Linked DNA regions of Homo sapiens: all the other regions are linked to region 1. The links are chromatin loops, found by intact Hi-C in ENCODE. Cell type or tissue: OCI-LY7. All regions are shown on one strand. Links, peaks and the distances in the headings refer to the core of each region. The heading gives the core; the rest is flanking DNA.

Region 1 (11,118 bases), core at 3,461-8,460:
CCCTCCTCTTTCCCTCCATCTTGAGGAAGGTGTTGCCCTCCTCTACTTCTCTCTTGTAGTGCTCCCCCTCCTCCCCTCCATCCTGAGAGAGGTGTGACCCTCCTCTCCCTCTCTCCTGTAGTGCTCCCCACCTCCCCTCCATCCTGAGGGAGGTGTGACCCTCCTCTCCCTCTCTCCTGTGGTGCTCCACACCTCACCACCATCCTGAGGGAAATGTGACCCTCCTCTCTTCTCTCCTGTGGTGCTCCCCCTCCTCACCTCCATCCTGAGGAAGGTGTGACCCTCCTCTCCTTCTCTCCTGTGGTGCTCCCCTTCTCCCCTCCATCCTGAGGGAGGTGTGACCCTTCTCTCCCTCTCTCCTATGGTGCTCTCCTTCCTCCCCTCCATCCTGAGGGAGGTGTGCCCTTTCCTCTCTCCAACTCCCTGGTGGTTCCCCTGCCTCCTCTCCATCCTGAAGGAGGTGCAGGCAGCCCTGCTCTCAGGAGGCCACAGGGCATATGGTTCTGCTGCTCCTGCAGAGGCCAGGTCATTCCCATTAGACTGCCTTCATTACGGGCTCCTCCTATGAACAGTGTCTGGAGGCACTGAGGTCTCAGGTTTCTGATCACCTGGTGGATGGCTCCTTTTTTCACTTCTTTCAGCCACTCCTCCCTCCACCTCAGGGCAAATCCTGGGCTGAGAGGCTGCTGTCCTCCGGCCTGCACCCAGCATTGTCTTTGGGCAGGAGCTGATGCCTGCACTGCATCCCAGGGCTGACCCGACAGGGCTGATGCCGGCGGAGTCCAACAAAACACCTCCCTCTGCATGGGTGCTGCTCTCCTGCTTGAGAATGGAACAGCCACCCTGACAGGAGGTTTGCTCTTTGTCGTTATTGTTGTTTTTCTTGTCTGGGTTCCTTTGTATAACAGAGGAGAGATGCTTTTAGTGTCTAAGTAATCAATATGCAGGACAGGATTATGTCATTTTGCTGTTTCCACAGCCCATTAGAAAACTGAAATCTGGCACTTACGTTTGGGGTGCTCCTCTGTCTGCTACAAGCATTTTACATCCCTTGAAGCTCCAGCTGTGGTGAGACTGTACCTTACGACGGAGCGATTGTGGTGAATTCAGGTGCAGAGCCGCCTCACTCCTCTCCGCAGAGAGACAGACAGAGCGAGGCTCGGAAAAGTGCAGAAGGTGACAGAAGCTGGGCTCAGGTGTGAGCGTGACCAACTTGTTTTGAGAAGTGCAGATGCTGTCCTCTGAAGACACCCGACCTAGACGGAGATGGAGTCCAGAGCCAGCAGAGACCCTCAGCGAGGCACAACCTACCCTCCAAACAAAACGCCCATCCTGCCCTTCTCCAGGCCTTCTCAGCGGCCACGATCTGACCTCCTGAGGCTGTGGATGGTGGAGACTGATCGCTGGCTGCGTGGCCCCTGCCGACGTGAGGGAGACTTAGCATGAAATCGCCCCGGATGCCCGGGAGGCTCTCCCAACATGAGCTATAAAAGCTGACCAAACACCACACCCCACGCTCTCAAAGCTGCCTCCCATATCATCAACACCTGGACGCTCCTGCCCCAGCCTCCGACCATGCCGCCATTCCCTCAGGGTCCCCGAGGCCCCCACCCCTCTGGGAGTCCCGCGCCGTCACGAGTGGTCACAGCGGATGGGCGCCAGCCCTGGTCACCTTAAGCAACCAGCTCGCCAGGCTTCCCCGTGGCATCTGGAGAAATGGCTCACCACCTGCACCCCACGCCAAGCTCAGGTGGCAGAGCAAGTAAGGATGCCCACATTCCCGAGATGGAGAAAGTGCTGCTGAGCCTGGGACCTTGGTTTGTTTTGGCTTTTTGAAAAACTGCAAATCTCTGGCTTCAAGGAATGGGCTCAGGTGAGGTCCGAATCAATGGGATGGTAACCCACTGCCCTGGGAGGACCTTGTCCCCAGGTCAGCCTTCACACCCTGTCCTCCCACTCTGACAGGAGTGAGAAGAGATGATGAAGCCCCTGGCTGCAGGTCGGCTACTCTCCTGGTTACCTTTCTTCATCTCCGAGAGAGCTCATCCTTGAAGACTTAAAAATAAAGATAAATAGGCCAGTGCCGTGGTTCACGCCTGTAATCCCAGCACTTTGGGAGGCCGAGGTGGGTGGATCACCTGAGGTCAGGAGTTCAAGACCAGCCTGGCCACCATGGTGAAACCCCCTCTCTACTGAAAATACAAAAATTAGCCAGGCATGGTGGCAGGCACCTGTAATCCCAGCTACTTGGGAGGCTGAGGCAGGAGAATTGCTTGATCCCGGGAGGCGGAGGTTGCAGTGAGCAGAGATCTCACCATTATACTCCAGCCTGGGCAACAGACTGAGACTCTGTCTCAAAAAAAATAATAAATAAAGACAAATAAATGTGAATGACTATGCTCCATGGAAATTGCATGGAAAAGTAATTAGAAACAAGAACTATCACGTGTCCTCTTTACCAATTACTCTATAAATAAAGTAAAAACATGACAATAACTTATGTGTATGTGTGTATTCATAATGTGTTTTTTTTTTAATTTCCAAAATATGACAGAAACAAATATTCAGCACTATGTCTTTTCCTCCCCAGTGTCTAGTTTGGGTTGAAACCTCTTAGAGTCAACATCACATCCTGCTGGTGTCCTCTACAGCTGTGGGAGTGTGGCATTGCTGCCCGGGAGGTAAACCCTACTGGCCAGGATTTCTGAGTCACACTGCAAGGAACCACTGTAGAAGCAAGGTTATCACATCAGCGTCGCACAGAGGACACGCAAGGGGAAGGAGTGTGACTGCATCAGATTACCACCTTTTCGTACGGTAAATCTCAAAATTTGGCATGGAAGATTGCTGTGAAAGGGGAAAACACCCAGACATGGTCGCTGGAAACCAGTTCCCAGATCCTCTTCACGTGGGCTCCTCCCAGGGCAGCGCTCTTTGTGTTTACAACTTGGGAACTGCCCTGAGATGTGGAGATCCCTTTTGTAAGGTGACCACCTCCTGGGATACCAACAATCGCAGAGGGCCCTGAGGATGGACAGTGGTGCAACAAGGGTCCCCTCTTACCTGGAGAGTTAATCAAGCCCCAGTAATTGGAAACTGAAGCTTCTGGCCAGACAGAGCCATGAAATCCTGCTCTTTCCAGAACGTCCCGACAAGGACATGACCCCTAGCTGGTGACTGATGGCATGGGGCCCTCCTGCAGCCAGACAAGGAACAGGAGAGGAGGCAGCCAGCCTCATCCCCTCATACCCCTCAGGACCCCACCTGGCAGGTGTCTGAGCAGGCAGAGAGGCCTCTCATCTGCTTCCCCTGTCACCTCTCACTCAAGGGTCTCCAGTAGTCAGTGGGACCCACCTCAAGGCCAGAGGCTGACATCCCTGCCGCCCAGGCTCCTGAGTGTCCTCCTCACAGTCAGAAGCTGCGCCCATGGGAGGTGGCCCTGGCAGCACATGCTCGTCCTCTTCAGTGTGGTCGATCAAAAGCAGTTTCGGGCATGCTTCTATGGACCAACCTCCTCCCTGTGACCAGCCATCAAAGTGCCACTCATCTCCTGCCTGGCCACAAAGGATGTCCTTATGCTGCTGCCTCTCATCTCTCCTCTCACAGCTGGGATTTCATCCCTTCTTCTTCCTTCTCCAATCCCTTCCCCTCCCAACCTCAGTCTTCATCCTGAAACCCTGGGCTCTGGCCCAAGTCATATCAGCACAAAGAGCCTGGGAGGGGCCTCCAGAGCCACAAGGGGTCAGAGAGTGTGGCTGCAAAATGCTCAGGGCCCAGGTACTGGGGCCAGTCCCAAGAAGGGTAGGCCCAGATATTGCAGCCAATCCAGAGGATGGTGGGCTTCAAGTGGATGCCCTGATTCCATATTTTCCAAATAGCTGACTTCCAGATAGCACCTGAACCAATGCCTTGTCCATTGTGCGCCCCTGGCTGGAACAGACAACCAGGTGACAGCCTGTGCACCTCTCCTGAGGAAGGACTTAGGGATTCAGACCATAGGACCGACATTACCTTGAAACTTGGAGATATGTTAAGAGCGTTTGTTCACATGTGGTGTTTCTCTTCTCCCCTGGGTCCTAAGATGTCACAGGTCTTTCTGGCCAGGTGCCCAGAATGGGCATTTTCCTTCTTTTTTTTTTTTTTTTTTTTGATAGCGTCTCCCTCTGTCACCTAGTCTGGAGTGCAGTGGTGTGCTCATACCTCACTGCAACCTCTGGACTCAAGTGGTCCTCCCACCTCAGCCTCCCCAGTAGCTGGGACTACAGGCACGAGCCACCATGCCTGACTAACTTTGAAATTTTTGTAGAGATGGGGTCTTACCATGTTGCCCAGGCTGGTCTTGAACTCCTGCGTTCAAGTGATTCTCCTGCCTCAGCCTTCCAAAATGCTAGGATTACAGGCGTGAGCCACAGTGCCCGGCCCACAATGGGCATTTTCATTACAATTTTAGAGAGGGAAAAGCTGGCCCCACTTCAGTGAGCTGCCTAAAGTCATCTATTAATAATAGTGGGACGAACAGTATCAGGTCCCAAGTCATGTACCAAGGTTGCTACCCTAGTGGGACTGAGAGATGACAAGGCACATGTGATTACAGTAAGCAGGGGAGAGTGGCCATCCATTTTAAGGGAAGGTTACCATTGTCATCAAAGAAAAAGTAAAAAGACCTGAAGAGTAGGTGTGAGGTGGTTTCTACCTGAAGAGAAGGCATGAGGTAGATTCTACCTGAAGAGCAGGTGCGTGGTGGATTTTACCTGAAGAGAAAGTGTGTGGTGGATTCTACCTGAAGAGAAGGCATAAGGTGGTTTCTACCTGAAAAGAAGGCGTAAGGTGGTTTCCACCTGAAGAGAAGGCGTGAGGTGGTTTCTACCTGAAGAGCAGGTGTGTGGTGGTTTCTACCTGAAGAGCAGGTGTGTGGTGGATTCTACCTGAAGAGAAGGTGTGTGGTGGTTTCTACCTGAAGAGCAGGTGTGTGGTGGATTCTACCTGAAGAGAAGGCGTGAGGTGGTTTCTACCTGAAGAGCAGGTGCGTGGTGGCTTCTACCTGAAGAGAAGGCGTGTGGTGGGTTCTACTTTCCAACAAAAGCCACAGTGATGGTTCCTGCCCCATGCACTCCTTCAAAACCTCCTCTTTCATCAAGAGCTGGAGGCTTCTCTTCACCCTCCTTGTACCCGGGTGTTTATGCAGATGCCTTTGAAAATAAACTGTGGCAGAAGTGGCACTGTGTGCCTCTGAGGCCAGGTCAGGAAAGGCGATGTATTCGACTGGACACTCCTGTCTCTCCCTGTCTCTTTGGCTCTCTCTCTCTGTCAGGGAAGGTGGCTTTGAAGCCCTGAGCCACCTCCTAGGGAATCCATCCCTGCTGTGCTGCAGAGACCACATGGAGAGACCACTGATGGCCAAAGAGCCCAGCTTGGGGATGTCCCTCACCCAGGCACCACCCATGCAAGCAAAGAAGCTTTTGGGATGACTTCCTCACAGTGATTGTCTGGCTCTAATTTCATGGAAGACTCTGAGCCAGAATGTCACAGCCAAACTACTCCTGAATTTCTGATCACAGAAGCGGGGAGAGACAATAAATGGTCATTGTTGTTTTAAGCTACAAAGTTTTGGGGCACTTTGTCACCCAAGAATAGGTAACAAATACAAAGCAGATGCACACACTCCTTTCTGCTTTATGATTTGTCTGACTGGGGATGTGAAACAATAAAAAATATATTTATATTCATACATAGGTCTCCAACTCTGGTTCCTGGCACTGAGCTTTTAAAACCCTTGGAATTTTCTTAAGCAATAGGGGAGTTAGGAACATCTTTGTTGTAATATTTGGTCTTTGACTCTGGCTCCTGACACAGAGTTCCTAAGACCTTTGTAATTTCCTGGGTGACAGGAGCATCTTTTTTTTCTAGTGAGGCAACTCTTGGTGGGCTTCTGGATGGCAGCGGGTCACCAGAAATACCAACCCATGATTAGAAGCTTGGGACTTTCAGCCACAACTCCCATTCTCCAGTGAGGGAAAGGAGCTGGAAATGGAGTTAGTAAGGCATCATGTCCTTGTGATGCAGCCTCCATTAAAATCTCAAAACTATGGAGTTTGGAGAGATTGCAGATTGACGAAGACATAGGGGTACCTAGAGGGCAGCACATTCAGAGGGACATGGGAGCCGTGCACCCCTTCCCACAAACTCTGCCCTGTGCCTTTCTTCCATCCAACTGTTCATCTGTATCCTTTTTTTGTCTAGTAAACTGGTTAATGTTAGCATTTCCCAAGTTCTGTAAGCTGTCCTATCAAATTATCCAAGGAGGGGGTCATGGAGACCCTGATTTATAGCTGGTTGGTCATAATCATAGGACACAATCTGGTACTTGTTATTGGTGTCTGAAGTGGAAGCAGTCTTTTAGGACTGAGCCCTTAACCTGTGGGGTTTGTGGGAACTCTGGTTAGTGTCAGAGTTGAATTGAATTGTAGGACACCCAGTGGGTGTCCACTGGAGAATTACTTGGTGTGGAGAAAAAAAACCCACCCCACCAGAAGTGATCTGTGTTAAGAGTATAGCAGGAGGAAACAGCCAGTTGTTTTGTTTTTTCCTACTATTCAGGGAAACTCTGTGAAGACTTCCATCTTTCAAGTTCCATCTTTCCCCAGCAACCATCGGATTCACGGAAGAAGATCATCTCCACAAAACCAGTGCATGACTGGACAATAAGAACTAAAGCAACATAAATACCCTGCATGGGGGTCCAATGACAAACATGCACCTGGACAACCCACTGCTGGCACACAAGGGAGGGCAAACTCACGCTCACCATGAGGAGAGGTCAAAGAACCACGTCCCCTGGGAGCCCACATGAAGGCAAGGTCTCTAGGGGAGGATGAGGGACAGAGGCAGCTGGGGAGGTGACACTGTCCTCACACTGCTACTCTGATTGTTCAGAAGCCACTGGTGTGTTTTCTTTAGTTTTTAATTATGTAGTTTATTATTATTTTTTTGTTTTCCTTCTTATCTTTTCTCTCATTTAGCTCCTTGTTGACCCTTAGCAGAGAAAACATTTCAAAGATTAATGAGAAAACATCAGGTTGGTTTGCCTGTTACTGACAGTCACCATGAAGGGTTGTGGAGGAGGAAGGCTCAGTCATGGTCAGAAACAGCCTGAGTTTTATTCATGTATTTTTACATCCAGTGTGGCTGTGACACAACACTGAGCACGCTTGAAAAGAAAACTTGCTTCTCTTTCATTAAACCTCACAAATATTTTGCAAACCAGTAGCAAGAGTGGCTGTTCCCATTTTTCAGCTAAAAGTTGTGGAATAGGGAGTGACTCAGTGCTCCTGATTTGCCACAACACAATTCTCCCCCACTGGAAAAGCAAGTCCTTGACGTGTACCTGAGATCACAGTGAACCCAGCAAACCATCACCTGTTACCTGCTATTCCTTAGTACAGACACAGTGCTTGTGGAGGGTCAGTTAATAATGTAATTTACCCTTCTACTTAGTAGTGAAAAGGTCATGCTGTGTGACATGCTCTGGGGTCCCTGAGAGAGACATGAAAATAAATTTCTATGATCTGCAGGCCCCGAAGAGAGAGCAGATGCAAGGAGACACCTACACAAAGCTCTGACCGGCGGAGCGAGACCACTCATGAAACAGCTGAGCCGGAAGTGAAAGAGCCCAGCGCCCACCACAAAGAAGCTGCTATCCTATCTTTTGAATAGAATGGACCCAGTCATCTTAGGTGGTTTTGAACTGTCAAAAAATAAATAGAGGAAAAGATCAAGCACTCACTTTTGTGTCTCCCCTGCTAATGAGACACCAATAAAATGAGAGCAAAATGATTACCAGAGACAGAGACTAAGAACAGAAAAGAACAAAAGAGAATAACAGAGGAATAAACTCATAATGGCAAAGAGAAAAAGAAGAGTTCATTGACAAATGAGAGATTTCAACAAATTCCAGGAAGCTTAAAAAGTGATAAAACAAAATAAAACATTACAGCCAAAATTTCACTGAAAAAGCATAGAGCAGAGGATAAGAAAAATAACTGCAATAATAATAATGATTGGAGGACCGTGATATCAGGTAATGTGCACCGAGTGAGGATTGGGTGTCCAGCCCAGTGATTAATAATAATAATTGGAGCACCATGATATCAGGTAACATGCACCGAGTGAGGATCAGGTGTCCAGCCCAGTGATAAACCCTCGACTCACATTCTCACATCGAGGCTCACAACAACCTGAGATCAGTGCTATCATCATTTCCACTTGCAGTTGAGGAGGCTGAGGCGCCGAGAGGTTACGTGACTTGCCCAAGAGGTTACGTGACTTGCCCAAGATCCTAAGGCTGATAAGTGTGGAAGTCAGGATGGGTACCCAGGAGACCTGGCTTCAAATTTCACACCATGCCCTGGAAGGGGAAGATAAATTGTTGTGCACAGAACCTAAGAGAAGCTCTAGACCCATAGATGGCAGATAGTGGGTGGAGGTGGAAGAGGAGCCAAAAACAGGGTGGGAGGATGGAGGTACTGAAAGTCTATTTTGGTGAACACAGAGCTCCAACATCTCAGACTTTTCTCCAGGAAAAATAAATCGATTATATGGGTGGAAGGCAAGAAAGAAGGATGGAGAGATGGATGGATGGATGGATGGATGGATGGATGGTCAGGCAAATGGTTAGATGGACAAGTGGATGGATAGACAGATGTAGTAAACCTTTTCCCAAAAGCCAGCCACCCACTCATTGACACTTAGGTAAGTCCTGTCCAGCAACAGGCCTCCTCTATATACCCAAGACTCTCCAGGGGTTCCATATTCAGGAGTTAGCTCTCCACTCACAACAGCAGAGGAAACCTACACCCAATTTCTAGATATATTAACCCACCCAGCCATTCTTAAAATGATTAGACTGCAGGATCAGGCAGCATGTGAAGAAAACCATCAGAATGAAAGAAATGGGACACGTAAGAGAAACTGATAATTCAACCGACCTTTGAGAGAGGTGTGGGGGATGTGATATCTCGGGGAAGATCAAAACAAAACAAAACAAAACAAAAGACCTTGATGAAACTCTTCAAAGTGATTTGACAAATTACTGCATCCAGCAAACATATCATCATGGCTGGCTCCTTCCCTTCCTTCAGATCTACATCCCAAAGTCACCATATCAGCAAGGCCTTTCCTGTCTGCACTTTATAAAATAACAACCCTTCCCCAATCTCCCGTCAGTCCTGCCTTTCCCGAGCCACCTTACCTGCATCTTGTCCCCATAGAACTCAGCACTACATGGTGACATACCAAGTATTGATTTACTTGTTCATTTGCTATGGGTCAGCCCACAGATGACATCTCAGCTCCACGACAGCAGTGGATTTGCTCCTTAGTAGAGCTCTAGGGCTTAAAACAGTGTCTGGCATATAGTAGGTTATAAGTCAGTAAGTGAAAAACCAATGATTTCTTTTTTAAAAGAAGAATAGTTTGCAATGAAAAGAGAACAGAGACTAAGAACTCTTGGAAGTAAAACATATGTTTTCCTAAATTAAATAATTTAATAGGCCAGGCACGGTGCCTCATGCCTGTAATCCCAGCACTTTGGGAGGCCAAGGCAGATGGATCGCCTGAGGTCAGAAGTTCAAGACCAGCCTAGCCAAGATGGTGAAACCCCATCTCTACTAAAAATACAAAAATTAGCCGGGCATGGTGGTGCACACCTGTAATCCCAGCTACTCCAGAGGCTGAGGCAGGAGAATTGCTTGAACCTGGGGGGCAGAAGTTGCGGTGAGCTGAGATCGCACCATTTCACTCCAGCCTCGGCGAAAGAGCGAAGCTCCGTCTCGTGGGGGCGGTGGGGGAAAGAATTTAATAGAAGGTTGGGAAATTTCCCAGAACAGGGAGCAAAAGGACAAACAGAAGAAAAGTACAAGAGACATCAAGGACTTCAACATTCAACTGATTCCGGAAAGAGAAAAACAGGAAAACCAAGAGGCAAAAACTCAAAGAAAAATGGCTAGCTCTGTTGCACAGCTAAGAACTCATCTTCCGGGCTGGCTGGCTCCTGCTCGCCACTTCAGATCCATTCTCTACCCTTCTCCACTCCACTCAACGCCCCGGGAGTCAGGCTCACATGGACCTCGACTCTGCCCTCTGGCTTCCAGCTGGGCTTAGCCAATGGGCAGCAGCTGCTACAGAAGGGGAGAAGACAGAGATCAGAGATCAGGGTTCTTCCTGCAGCCTCTCCCTGCAGGCTTGCAGCTGGCAGGCTGAGCCCCTCTCCAGGCTTCCTCAGAGTGGCTTCTCTATGGTCTGGGGTGTTAATGGAGCTTGGTTATCATACCGCAGGGTCCTGCACTATCCTCTCTGGTCTCCCACTTCTGCCTACACTTTGCAAATTTAAATATCTTTCAACATGAAGTTCTGAGATACATATAGATTTTTAAAAGGATTTAAATATACACAATAAAAATTACTTTAAAAATATTAATCATACGAATGTTAAAAAAGTCAATACTCAAGGATAATCGTCAAAGACTTCTTATCATAACGCAACTGTGGAGTTGATTCAAATGATTATCATCAGTGTGGCAGTGTTAAGAATATGCATATAACCATATGCCATACAAATGTTAACATAAATAAATTCTTTACAAATTATCCTATGTTGAGTAGACATCTGTTTTCTGCTGAGACCATAACTGATAAATCAAAAGCCTAAAGGAATCTACTAAGCAGCATAAAAATGAATGAATAAAAAATAGTTCATTTAAGACATCTTGTACAATTTTAGCACACCAAGAATCCAGAGAGTCTAACAGCTGCTAGAGAAAGAGAGCAGATTTCCTATAAAGCATACTAATGAGACCAGCATCAGACTTCTCAGCAACAACTCCTGATATTTTCCTTTGAGTCTAGAATTCTAAATCCAATCAACTTACCAACTCAGCTTCAAAGAAAATAAATATAGATTCAGAAATGCAAAAACTCAAAAAGTGTCCATGCTTTTTCTTAGAAAGTTATTTGAGGATTTACTCCAGTCAAAGAAGGATAATATCAGGAAAGAGAAAGACAGCAAGTTCAAGAAGAATGACTCTAATCTCATGAGGAAACTGCAGAACAAAAGTGCTACAG
Region 2 (8,059 bases), core at 1-5,000, 540 kb after region 1:
ACTCTCTGCTCTGTAGCTGGCCCATGGAGACGGGTACACTCAGGCCTGGTCTTAGACTCCGCTGCTTGGGCTGTGCTGGTGCCTTTGGTGCCCTCTTAGTCCATCCCACCTGGGGGCCCTGTCCTGCTGTCCATTGTGCCAGAGTGCTGTCCCCTTGTCTTTCCGTAACTGGCTGCTCGTTACCTTTCCCATCTCAGCCTCAGTACCAGCCACTTGGTATCAGGGAGGCTCTCCCTGACCAACCTAAAGTTCACAGCCGTGGTTGCCAGTTTAAATTTCTGCATAGCAACTTTTTGGTTTATTTTGGCTACTTATCTTCCCCATCATGCCCCCTGTCCCTCCCATATAAACTCAGTGAGAGTAGGGGCCACATCTCATCATCCTGCCCACAGCTCTGCTGTCTGTATCAGCCAGGGTATGCTGTGCAGAGGCTCACGGTAAATAGCTGCAGACCACGAATCCCATCTGCTTGCTGTGCTTTAATATTGGCTTACATCTTTGGATCCAGTGAGTTCTTTTCTCTGTCTCCCTCTCTCTCACTCGCTCATACTTACTTTGTGTAATTGGTGATTTCCAGCCTTTTGTATAGTCCTTTCTCGAATAGTTGTTTTCTGTCATCTTGGCGGGGGCCTCAAGGGGTTGACTGTACGGAGGGCAGGGGCTGCAGAGCTGCAGCTGCTGCCTGGGGTCTCACGGCGCCCGTGAGGTGTAGGCAGGTGCTTTGCCTCTGAGCTGTCTGTAGAATGGGGTGACGGCGGTTTCATCAGACTCAGTGAAGCATGTCATACAGTGAGTGTCTGGTCACAGCAGGAAGATGGTGAATGTCAGCTAATGAGTATTCATCACCAATGAATAGTAACAGTTTTTTTTACTAAGGCTATGTAATGTAGCCTCAGAATTCCACTCAGCACAGCCCCCTGGCAGCGGTGCCTCTGAGAGCTGGCATGATGGAGAGAGCCTGGTTGGCCTTACTGGTGTGGTTGGGGCACTTGGGAGAACGCCTTCCTCACAAAGCTCATCTGGAGGGTTTTCGGACTTGTAGGATAGCTTTTTCAGGGGCCTTGCCTTTGGCAGGGCAGGGACGTGTACTGCTGCAGTCTAGGGTATGGGATAACTTTCTAAACCAGACCCAGAACTTCATGGCCGCAGGGGCCTTTTAGCCATGCGGGGCTAGGAGCTGACACAGCGTCAGCAGCATGAGGGCCTGTGGTGCTGGGCGGCAGAGCCCAGAGGGAGCCCCTGCTGGTGTGACTTTAGTGTAAAGGCTGGGGGATACCAGATTCTTACAGAAGACTTAAGACGGGCACAGTGATGTCTGCTCTTTGACCCTTGCAGTATGAATTAGTAAAACTGAAATTATTACATTTCCTTTATTAGGATTATAAAAGCAATGATGACTTATTGAAGAAAATTTGGAAAATACAGAAACTACCTATAATTTTTCCATTGTTAACATTTGAGCATATTTCTTGTCACTTTTAATGGTGCTTTAAATATGTAGCAAATGTATCATTTCGTATTTTAAAAAAATGCTAGGTAAGCATTTCCTCCTGTCCTTAAAAAGCTCTTTTAAACAACTTTAAAATATTGTATAGATAGATGTACACAATTTTCTGAATAATTGGAGTTATATTTACATCTTTTCACTCTTTAGGAAAGGACTGGCCTGTTTCTGTGTTGGGTTCCTTCCTGAGTGTGGCTTCCAGCTCAGTGGCTCAGACTTCAAGATGAAGACTTCAGTCCTGGTTGTGTATGGTCTTGGGCCAGTTACCATATGTCTAATGAATACTTAGTTTTGTCATCTACAAAATGAAAATAGTAATATTTGCCTCAAAGACTATTATTTGGGAGGATCTAGTGCAAATGTTAGTAATGTGGATATTGTGTAGTGTCCCAGGATATTAATGTTTTTAGCCTCTTGGCTTTTATTCTGTATTGTTGCCCCAAAAGATGATGCTCACTTATCTTTCATCCAGTGTAAGGATATCTGGAAAGACAACAGAAAGTATAGCTGTTTTCATTTCAAAAGTGATCAGCTGCTTGAGCTAGCAAGCAAGGCTTGCACTAGCTTCCAGGCGCAGTCACGCAGTTTCACAGCAGGCGCGGTTCCCTCGGAGCACCCAGAGCTGCCCTGCGGTAGTCAGCAGTTGTGCTGTGGCTGCACTGCCAGGCTGGGTGGCAGGTGGATCGGAGCCAGCAGATGTGGCTCAGGAAGTGCCTTCTTGGCCTCTCCTTAATCTCTTTCAGAGTCTGTGGGCCCTTGATTGCACTGTGGGTTGTTTCAGACTCCAGTATTAGGAGACTGAACCCCTTGGTGGTTTTTTTGTGTGTGTGTGCTGAGCTGGGTTGAGGACATGTTAAGCAGGTGGGGTGCCTCCCCTGGGTTTGCTCCGGGTGGTACCTGTGGTGTGGGGTGGTTCTGAGTAGTTCTGGCCCCACTGCTGGAGTATCTGCCCACTCAGTTTGTGAGATGGCAGGGCTTCATCCTGGTCTGGTGCCTCATTTTCTTCTTTAGCAGTGGGCTTAGAACCAATGCAGATTCCCAAGTTAAGTATTTTTTCTGTAGCTTAATTATTACAGGCTTCTGGTACCTAAGCCCTTTCTTACTTTCTGTTCTGAGGGGAAGAGAAGATAATGTTGTTTCTCCGCCCCCCCCCGGAGTGGCCCCAGGACCTTGCATGGCATTTGCAGCATTTGCAGCGTGCTTGGGTTTGCTTTACTAGGGTGAAAGTGTTGCACCCCCCAGCACCCACAAAGGCACCTCTGCTCACACTCCGGTGAGGTTCTGACTGGCCCTGGGACATCACCTGCTCCAGGATCCTATGTGGCTCATCCCAGGAGAGATGTGGGAGGGAAGGGGAAAAAAGGCTTACATTTGCTGAGTGGAATTCATGTAGATCTGAGTTCCGCATTGATTCCTAAGCTGCAGAGCCCTTATGCCTTGGCTGTTTTGTGAATGTTAGTCGGTCTTAACCTTTTTCACCGAGTTAGCATTGGCTGTCTCAGGAGGCTCACAGCTCCTGCTCCTCCTCCAGGGGAGTGCGCCCTCCTCCTCTGTCGGTAGCTGTCAGGTGCCCCTTTCCTCTGCAGCAGACTGTCCTGGGTCCTTGCCTGGCCTTCCCCTTACACGTGAGCCTGCAGCTTCATTCACAGCCCCTGTGTAGAAAGATAGGCACATCGATAGGTCCCTCCCTGCCCAGAGTGGGCGGAACTGAGGCAGGCACTAAAAGCAGCTGACTGGCAGCCCTAGAAACATGAAGGGTTTCATTTATAGTTTCAGTCCTTTTCCTTCTTTCGAGCCTTAATTTAAAAAAAAAAAAAAAAAAAGCCTTGAAGTCCTGCTTCTGAGTTTTCTAATTTGTGCAGGTATTAGTTGCCTTGTAACATAATCAAAAATAAATAAAAATGATTTATAATTAGCTTATTAACTGTATCAGTAAATGGATACTTTAAAGAGGATCATTGATCCCTCAAAATAGAAGCAATGCAGTCATTCCCTCATTATGCTTTACTTGTGATTTGCTTACAACCCACTCTTCCTAGTTAAAGTTAAATATTAATCCAGACCCTATCAGTGCGATGTAGTAGTGTCTGAATCAGTTGTTGTTTTGGTGTAATCGTATCAAAGCATGTTATAAAATCTACAAAATTGCAGGGTTAACTCCAAATATTTTCACTAAGGTATTGTTTTTTTGGGCAAAAATGCATAGTGAACATTGTGGAGCTGAAGTGAGGGAACTTCGATTTCTGAGAAACCACTAGTTTTAAGGGTTTTGAAGGAAGAGTTGGAGGAGGAGAGGAAGAGAATAAATTCACAGTTAATGAGTTTCCAGTATTTTCTGTCGCATTTTACGTTGTAATGGAAAAGACTGGGAACTGAACTCACATGCAGTTTGTCAAATCACTTTTTCCCTAGAATTCAGGATTGATGAGATTAACGGGGTGTTAAAGGTAAACTGAGGCACATAATTAACATGGACAGAACTGTAGACCTGAGTGTTGAGAGTTGGGAAATTTCAGTGAGTTGGGAAGACTGGAAGCACCTGTTCTTCAGAGTGCAGGTCCTCATATTCAGTGGGTTTAAGGTGCTGAAACTTTTTTTTTTTTTTTGAGATGGGGTCTTGCACTGTTGCCCAGACTAGAGTGCAGTGGTGTAATCACCACTCACTGTAGCTTCGAATCCTGGGCTGTCAGCCTATCCTCCCACATCAGCCTCCTGACTAGCTGGACTGCAGGCCTGGGCCAAAACTCCTGGCTTGAAACTTCTTGTAACCAGATTGGAGGAGGAGGGCATGTTCATTTTCGTGACGTTTCCTTTCCCTTAAACATCCAGTGAAATCTGACCTTTGACCATCACTTTGCTTAAAAGAAGCTACTGGATTTAAAGTCTAGGAGAATGTCCTAGACAAGCCCATAGTATGTTCCTGTATGTTCCCCACCCAGAGACCTGCGTTATGAAGTGTTTGGTGTGCTTCTTCCAGCCCCACTGTTCTTTCTAAAGTGTTTTATTTTACATACGCTGTCCTGGCTTCTGGGCTATGACCTTTGCCTTTTTTGCCCTTTAGTTCCTTTGCCCTTTACCTACTGCAGTGCAGCTGCCTGTCCTTGGGTTGACTACAAAGAAGTCACCTTTGAACAACTTAGAAATTGTGACTTTTGGGGAAGGCAGGGCAGAGCCTTGGGGCTGAGATGGGGGAGGAGCCAGCTCTGCCCTGGGAGAGATACAAAGCGCCTGCCTGGGTGAGGCAGTGCACGGGTGGGCTTGCTTCACCTCTTTGGCCCCAGCTTCAAAACCAGCCAGTCCTCCCTGGCTTTGGCTTTAATTCACATTTACAAGCTTGAAAACCAGTTAATCCCATTAGCTCAGCTTCTAAAGCTGAAAATCGTCCCCTAAATGGGTCACCTGTTGTCATCAATAGCTTTATTAGCTATGGAATAATATAGTTTTGTTCTCTAACTGTAGGATCCTTCTTTTGCTCTTAAAATAGCTCAGTAAGTTGGGTCTCATAAATACATACAGCAAGCATATACCAGATACTAAAATACAAAAACATTGCTGATCTTGCTTTTCAGTACTAAAAGCAGAAAATCGGGAATTTACTAAATTGAGAAGTCAGTCATTACCTTTCGATGGGTTTGGACTCTTGCAAGGCAGTGATTGTAAACGAGAGTGATCTTTTGTTGTTTTTCAATGAACTTTATTCTCTAATTTTTAGTAAAGCACACTAGGAAATAATGCTTCAGAATTCTGTTTTCGAGTAGTTTCCTGACTAAAATAAAAATTCACTAAAAAAAACCTCTGCTGTCACCATTTCCTTTTTTCTTAAGATAACTAGGAAATGAATCATTAAGAGTTTGCTCCGTGGCAATGGATCGGGAAGCTGACCCTGCTCTCTGTGGGGCTGGAGCCTTGCTAATGTCCCAGGATTTCACTTCACAGAGACAAGCATCAGAGGCTTGCTTCATTTATAGATCCTACTTCTTTTCTACACCACAGCCAACTCAAAATGGTGACAGAATCTAAGACGAGGCTAGAAGTCACCACGGAGCAGTTGGAAGCTCTGCTTCCGGTTCTGGGGGCAGTGTTCCTGGCGTTGTGTCCTTTGGCCCCACCTCAGTTTGTCCGTTTAGCTCCTCAGCTGAGAATGAGATGTGTATCATATAGGAGTTTCCTGGGCCACTCACAGCCCCAAGCTGGAGAGTGCCAGCCTAATGTGTCAGGAGTAGGGGGTGAGGCCAGAGGGCTGTGTGCCAACTCCTCCCTAAGAAGCCTCCTGGGAAAGCCCTCCCAGGCACTTCCCAGGTCTCACTGGCCGCCTGAGGCTGCAGGGGAGGATGGTCAGGCCGCCTCTTGGCTGGCACTGCTTCCCGGCGTGCCGCCAGCCTTTCTCATGGGGAGGGGAATGATGGCATGCCTGGGGGGCAGCAGGGCCCCAGGGCTGCCTAGGGCTCTCACTGTGTCCTCCTGGTTCTGAGATGCCACCTTTGTGATCCACTGTAGAGGGATTTATTCTATTATGATCAATGCATAGAAATTTCTTCGATTTGGAGACTGAACACTAGTGAGCAGAACTGAAATTGAGCTTTAAAAGATATTGATGACGGGTCTGTGGATAGGAGACTTTAGTGTGGTTTTTATGCAGACGTCCTGCCAGCTGTAAATTCCCTGGAGGTTTGGTATGTGAGAACATAAGACTAAACTTATTTCTATTTTGTTGAGGAGAAATGATTAAAACTTTTCATTGATGTACTTCTGTGGCAGACTTTTTGGAGAATTGAACCAGCGGGCATATTCAGTATTTGAAGTCATAGATGAGTAAAGGAGGTATGTTGTAGTTTGCGCTGGCGGCGTGGCCTGTGGTCGGCAGGGCTTATCTGTGAAGGTATGTGCACAGCTTCCTAAGGCAGTGAAAAGTCCTGGCAGTGTTAGTATTGAATGAGATAATCCAAAAAATGTAAAAATGTTTACATTTTTAAAGGGATAGTTGGCGATTTAAATGGTTTCTGCTAACAAATCAAATTATTCATTGCAGAGGTAAAATATTTTCAGAATGTTAATTTTAGATGTCGTAGAGAGTGTACATCAGCAATGACAAGGTCAGCAAAATATCTTAGCAAAACTTGATTGATTGATTCCATGCACAGGCAAGCGCTGTTCTGGGCACCGGAGACGGAGCAGTGCGCTGTTGCGTCCATCCACAGATGGCCTCCAGAGTCATGCGGTTGCAGGGAGGCCGAAGGGCCAGGGAGGCCGCTGGGTGGGCACGGCTGGGCGGTGCCCTCACGTGGGTTTTGTTGGGCTACTCTTACTGTGCACTTTTTCTCAGTTTGGTCAGTGTTCCGCCTTGCTGCCTGGCCCCCAACCCTCGCCCTCTGAGGGCCTCACAAAGAGCCAAGCAGAAGGCAGGCTGGGGGCTTTTCAGGCCAGCCCAGAGGATGTAATGATGATGGTTGGCACTGTCCCACGGCCGCCACCAGTCTCACACTGCCTCGTGGGCAGTCCTGGAGTCGTGCGGCACCTTGCTGGTCCCTGCTCTCCTTGAAGAAGGGCCAGTGGGGCACTTCGCCAGAGCCTTCTTGTCTGACTCCGTCATCCAAGAGGCATGGATGGCCGGGCCCCCGGCAGTTTCCATTCTATTCTGAGAAGGCAAAACAAAATTATTCCTGTCTCTTATTATCTAATATTTGTTACAGCAGTTGCTCACTTTTAGGTGCATTTTATTACAGATTTCAGACAGGTGTGGTTATTAGTGCAGCTTACTGTTTGGACACAATGCCAAGGTCAGGAGGACAGTGTTCCCCTGAGCACCACTTCTGCTAGGAGCATGGGCAGGCCATGCCTCGCCATTAATCTCTCCTGATTTAGGGGAGGAATACCAGGCCACCCCCTCTTCTCCCTGTGCAAGGGAACAGACATTTGACAAAAACGGATGCCATGTTACGCTGATTTTGTGTGTCTAAGGCAGACTGCAGCAGGTGTTATCTCCGTGCTCTTCCTTTCCTGGAGTGTTGAGCATCTCTTGATAGTAGGGGATGCCCCTGAGGGTGGTGAATGTGGCTGCACAGGTCCTGAAAGCTATTTGATGTTGCCGTTACTTCAGGTAGAACTTAAAGTTGACAGTACATTCTACTCTGCAGGTGGAAATGTGGAGTGCCATTTTGACAAATTGGAATGCCCTGTTTACAATATGCTTTAATGAGTTAAATCTGGGGGATGTGGATAGAATTTTAGTATCCTAGCTTTGGCATTCTTCCATGACTTTGGGCCAATTATTTAATAATTCCAAGCCTGCATCTTTGTTAGAATCTCTAAATTTCTCTACTCCTGTTATTATCCTCAGAACAGGACTGTGAGGTGCAGTAGGCCACATGGTGTAGTGGTTTAGGTGGACAGACTTGCCAGTGCTGTTCTCATGGATAGCCTAGGACTGTCCCTAGCTCTCTGCAGTGACAGTGATAGTGACTGGTGAAGGTGAAGGGATCCACCCAGACGTTCTTCCTGATGGAGAGAGGCTGGCCTGTGGCTCTTCCCTGGGGTGGATGTTAACCTGCTAACGTG
Region 3 (5,000 bases), core at 1-5,000, 470 kb after region 1:
TCTACTTAAGCCTCAGCAGTGGTGGATGCCCCTCCCCCCACCAAGCTCTAGCATCCCAGGTCAACCTCAAACTGCTCTGGAGCAGCGAGAATTTCAAGCCAGTGGATCTTAGCTTTCTGGGCTCCATCGGCATGGGACCCACTGAGCCAGGCACTGGAGAGAATGGTCTGCTGGTTGCGAAGACTATGAGAAAAGCGCAGTGTCTGGGCCAGAATGCACCGTTCCTCCTGGTACAGTCTCTCATGGCTTCCCTTGGCTAGGAAAGGGAAATCCCTTGACCCCTTGCACTTCCTGGGTGAGGCGATGCCCCACCCTGCTTCGGCTCGCCCTCCGTGGGCTGCACCCACTGTCCAACCAGTCCCAGTGAGATAAGCCAGTTACCTCAGTTGGAAATGCAGGAATCACCCACCTTCTGTGTCGATCTCGCTGGGAGCTGCAAGACCGGAGCTGTTCCTATTCAGCCATCTTGCCCGCCCACCCTTCACAATCTATTAATATATAGAGAGCAGTAATATTGCCCAAAAAGGGAAAGTTAATCTTTGTGGTTAATCCTCTCCCCTGAGTCTCATTTTGCCTTTTCTAGAATTTCATAAGTCTAAATTGGATTTATTTCATTGGTAACAGTGCTATTCATGTTGTCTTTCTTTCTTCTCGGGTCAGTTTTGGTCATCTGTGTCTTTCAAGGACTTTGTCTATTTCATCAAGTTGTTAAATTTATTGGTATAAGGTTGTTCATAATAGTTCCTTATTATCTGAGTGGATCACGTGAGCCCAGGAGTTCAAGACCAGACTAGAGATCAGACATAGAGAGACCCTGTCTCTACAAAAAAAAGTTTTTAAATTAACCAGGTGTGGTGGTGTGTGCCTGAGGTCCCAGCTACTCAGGAAGCTGAGGCAGGAGGATCACTTGAGCCTAGGATGTTGAGGCTGCAGTGAGCCATGATTGCCCCACTGCACTCTAGCCTGAGTGACAGAGCAAGACCCTGTCTTGAAAAAAAAAAAAAAAGAGTTCCTTATTATCCTCTTAAGGTCTGTAGGATATGTAGTGATGTCCCCTCTTTCAATGTGTTATACACTTATATTAAAAAGAAAATTCAAACAGAGAATAACATTTTGCATTCTCTTTATAATTTTCTAATTTCTTGTCCTTTTATTTTAACTCCTTAAACCTTTAGTAAAATGCACCTAAGCCAGTGTGGTACAACAGAACGTGATCTTTCTTTTTTTTTTTTTAATTATACTTTAAGTTTTAGGGTACATGTGCACATTGTGCAGGTTAGTTACATATGTATACATGTGCCATGCTGGTGTGCTGCACCCACTAACTCGTCATCTAGCATTAGGTATATCTCCCAATGCTATCCCTCCCCCCTCCCCCCCACCCCACAACAGTCCCCAGAGTGTGATGTTCCCCTTCCTGTGTCCATGTGATCTCATTGTTCAATTCCCACCTATGAGTGAGAATATGCGGTGTTTGGTTTTTTGTTCTTGTGATAGTTTACTGAGAATGAACATGATCTTTCAATTGCCCCGATTTACATTTAAGCTCAGCCACTCACTAGCTTGTGGCCTTGAGCAACTTACTTTACCACTCTGAGTCTTAATTTTATCCTCTATCAAATGTGGATAAGAGTGCCTCTGCCTGGTTAGCTGAGCTGGGGGCAAGGAGTTGCTGGGGGAATTGGGGGTGGGGCTAGCAGGTGAAAGTGCTCAGTGAATGGAAGCCATTGCAATGGTGATGGATGATGTGATGATGTGTTCCAAATCTTATTACTTAGACTAGGACTAGTTAATGGTTTTAGGATAGTGGAAATCTTGAGAGCCTCTTGAAGCCCCTAGTTTTCTCAAATTCAGTGTATTCTGTTTTATATTGCATGTAAGTAGAATCTGGAGTTTGTACACTGTGGTAAACATGATTGAAACGTGGTAATGCTTTATTGAAAAATCTGCTTTTTGGCTGGATACAGTGGCTCACGCCTATAATCCCAACATTTTGGGACAACAAGGCAGGAAGATCACTTGAGGTCGAAGTTTGAGACCAGCCTGAGCAACAGATTGAGACTTGGTCTCTACAAAATAATAATAATAATAATAATAAGTGTGGTGGCACATGCTTGTAGTCCCAGCTACTCGAGAGGCTGGGACAGGAAGATCGCTTAAGCCCTGGAGCTCAAGGCCGCAGTGAGCCATGATCAAGCCACTGTACTGCAGCCTGGGCAACACAGCAAGAACCTGTCTCAAAAAATAAAATTAAAATCAAAATCCACTTTTAGCTTAGATATAATAAATTAGTATAAATGTTACTGAGGATGACATTTGTACAAGAAAGTAAGATTTAAAACCCAAATCATTTAAGATAGGATTACAGAAATGATTATCTTTAATTTTTTAAAAAATTGTGCCTGTTTCTTGTTTCCTAAGGTGCTTAATTTACCCATTTCTGATGCGAGGAGGAAAGCCTATGCCACTGTTGGCGTGTACAATGGCGATTATGTTCTGTACCTGTAACGGCTATTTGCAAAGCAGATACTTGAGCCATTGTGCAGTGTATGCTGATGACTGGGTAACAGATCCCCGTTTTCTAATAGGTGAGTGTCCACAGCAGTGAACTCCGCCTTGTTCACATCATTGCTTTTATATTGATGTCCCAGTGGTTTCTAATGAGAAAGTCCAAGCTTCCTGTGAGAACAAAGACAACAGAGAAAGCAGCAGCACCCCGGAGTCCCATGGGAGAGCCCAGCTGTCTCAGCACAGCTGGGGGCAGAGAGGTGACGCAGGTGCTGGGCACCTTCCCCCGCACGGGCAGGCACTGAAGCACAGGTGCCTGGTCAGGCCAAGAACCCAAAAATAGCAGTGGGCTGTAGCAGAATGAGCAGGGACTAAAGATTGAGACCCTTTGGCCACTCATTGACCACATAATCTCCTGCGGTTCCTTCCATGACATGAGGAAAACCCAGACTGGGTTAGCTTCCTACAGTGCAGCTTCTGTGATTCTATGAACTTGAATCAACTTTTAGGTCTATGAAGTTGTTGAATTTTTTTATTTGTATCAGTTAATGTGAATTAATGTACATTTTCAACCTCTAATTATAACTTTTTAAGTTCTAAGCAAAAATGAAAATAAAACAGCCATCAAAAATATTTGCAAGAGCATTAAAAATTAACACTCTGGCTGGGTGCAGTGGCTCACACTGTAATCCTAGCACTTTGGGAGGCTGAGGTGGGCAGATGACTTGAATCCAGGAGTTCAAGACCAGCCTGGGCAACATGGCGAAACTCCAGCTCTACAAAAAATACAAAAACGTAGCTGGGCATGGTGACACGCACCATGGTCCCAGCTTACTCAGAGGCACTGAGGTGGGAGGATCACCTGAGGCCAGGAGATCAAGGCTGCAGTAAGCCATGATTGTGCCACTGCGTTCCAGCCTGGGTGACAGAGTGAGACTCTGTCTCAAAAAAAAAAAAAAAAAAAACTCAGGGATCTTATATATAAGAAAGGTTCTTCTATATATTTGTTTAGTCTATCCTAGCATTTAGATATTAAACCATACTGAGGTGTTGCTTACAATGGTAGCATGCTAAAAGTCTGAAGTCAGTCTGTCAGATTTGCAAACTACCCTGCAGTGCTTCACCTTAAGCTACATAAAGTGACCTTACATTGCATTGTGCTTTTTCTCCATGTGTATTAATTTATAATCATAGAAATAAACTAACACTTGGATAGTACTTTGTTGCTGAGAGATCCCTTTCACATTTCTCAGCCATGTTTTTTGTTGGTGAATTAGAATTTTATTCCAAGGTTTCATCATACCTGAGGATCGTTACAGTGAGACACCTGTCCCTCCTCTACAAAAGGAGGGTTGGCTGAGAAGGCGTTTCAAGATCCTTTTCTAGCTCCAGAGTCTGTGCCTCCATGAAATGCTAGACTAAATTCTTTGGTACTAAACTGTTGTACACTACCCCCAAATATCTTCTTGGTTTACCTGCTTTTTGACTACTTTATTTTCTTCTGCCCTACCTGTCAAGAGGAAGAACAGGCTTTTGAGTTCCTGTGCAGATCACACGATTTATGCCTCCCCATGTTCTCTGAGGCAGAAAGGATGTCCCTAAGATGTGAAAGGTCAGAAGAGTTACACAGCTGGCCCAAGACATCTAGACGCAGTGAATGGCAGAGCGGTGATTTCCACCACCTCACCAAGCTGAGCTTCCGCAAGTGGTAACAAGGAATAAGAGGAAGGGGAATTTCTTTCTTTTTTTCTTTTTAACTAAAGATACAGATTTTAAATGTTTGCCAGAGAGTCTCATGGGACTCACCTCTATGGTGAACAACAACAGAAGAACCCTCCTGTTTAAAGTAGCTCCGCAGATGGTTCGCATCACGTAGAGGTGACTGTGAAGCTGGTCAGAGATTCCAAACACCAATCAATTGTAGACAGACCTCTTGACTTCTCTACAATTAAACAGAAGGATTTGAAAAGGAAAAAATATGCCAAGTGGAAGACAATCTAGGTTACCTTTTGTGTGTTATATTTATTGCCTAGAGTTTATTGTTTTTGTGAGGAAACAGACGTGAAATTACATAAATAAGTAATTATGCCTACTGTAGTTACCATGAAGTAATAAGCAAATAATAATAATATATTTTTTTTTTTGAGATGGAGTTTCTCTATCGCCCAGGCTGGAGTGCAGAGGTGCAATCTCGGCTCACTGCAACCTCTGCCTCCTGAGTTCAAGAGATTCTCCTGCCTCAGCCTCCCGAGTAGCTGGGACTATAGGTGCATGCCACTATGCCCAACTAATTTTTTTTATTTTTTTTAGTAAAGACAGGGTTTCATCATGTTGGCCAGACTGGTCTTGGACTCCTGACCTCAGGTGATTCACCCGCCTCAGCCTCCCAAAGTGGTGGGATTACAGGTGTGAGCCACCATGCCCAGCAAATTTCTAACAAAAGGTTTTTCAAAACAGCAAAAGTGGTTAATCTAAAATATTTTATAGAAAGA

Evidence for each region. A loop is a pair of places that touch in the nucleus more often than their neighbours do. Peaks named below come from ENCODE experiments on the same cell type or tissue, not always from the same donor. Only the 100,000 strongest peaks of a DNase experiment are listed, where the experiment ranks them.
Region 2: it touches region 1 in a loop (3-fold over the local background); 1 of 110 quality-filtered maps calls a loop at or near these places.
Region 3: a loop joins it to region 1, with 2.9 times the contacts of the local background. A loop is called at or near these places in 1 of 110 quality-filtered maps.

Annotation. Positions count from the first base shown.
Region 1 is chr5:6,180,899-6,192,016 of GRCh38, forward strand. No RefSeq gene overlaps it. Among named protein-coding and RNA genes, the nearest start is that of LINC02145, 150 kb to the right of the region's middle. In OCI-LY7, for the core only: CTCF peaks have their summits at 6,111 and 6,312; DNase peaks (open chromatin) are centred at 6,833, 7,153 and 7,633; H3K4me3 peaks cover 2,089 bases; H3K27ac peaks cover 2,225 bases.
Region 2 is chr5:6,727,448-6,735,506 of GRCh38, forward strand. All of the region lies in intron 1 of TENT4A (terminal nucleotidyltransferase 4A), which reads left to right. Among named protein-coding and RNA genes, the nearest start is that of TENT4A, 18 kb to the left of the region's middle. In OCI-LY7, for the core only: CTCF peaks have their summits at 1,230 and 1,439; DNase peaks (open chromatin) are centred at 754, 1,224 and 2,214; H3K4me3 peaks cover 2,067 bases; H3K27ac peaks cover 2,714 bases.
Region 3 is chr5:6,649,421-6,654,420 of GRCh38, forward strand. SRD5A1 (steroid 5 alpha-reductase 1) reads left to right here. Exons shown (of 5, transcript NM_001047.4): 2 at 2,422-2,588. Among named protein-coding and RNA genes, the nearest start is that of SRD5A1, 18 kb to the left of the region's middle. RefSeq lists enhancers at 1-111, 112-803. In OCI-LY7, for the core only: no CTCF peak of the experiment used is centred there; a DNase peak (open chromatin) is centred at 2,751; H3K4me3 peaks cover 1,637 bases; H3K27ac peaks cover 1,867 bases.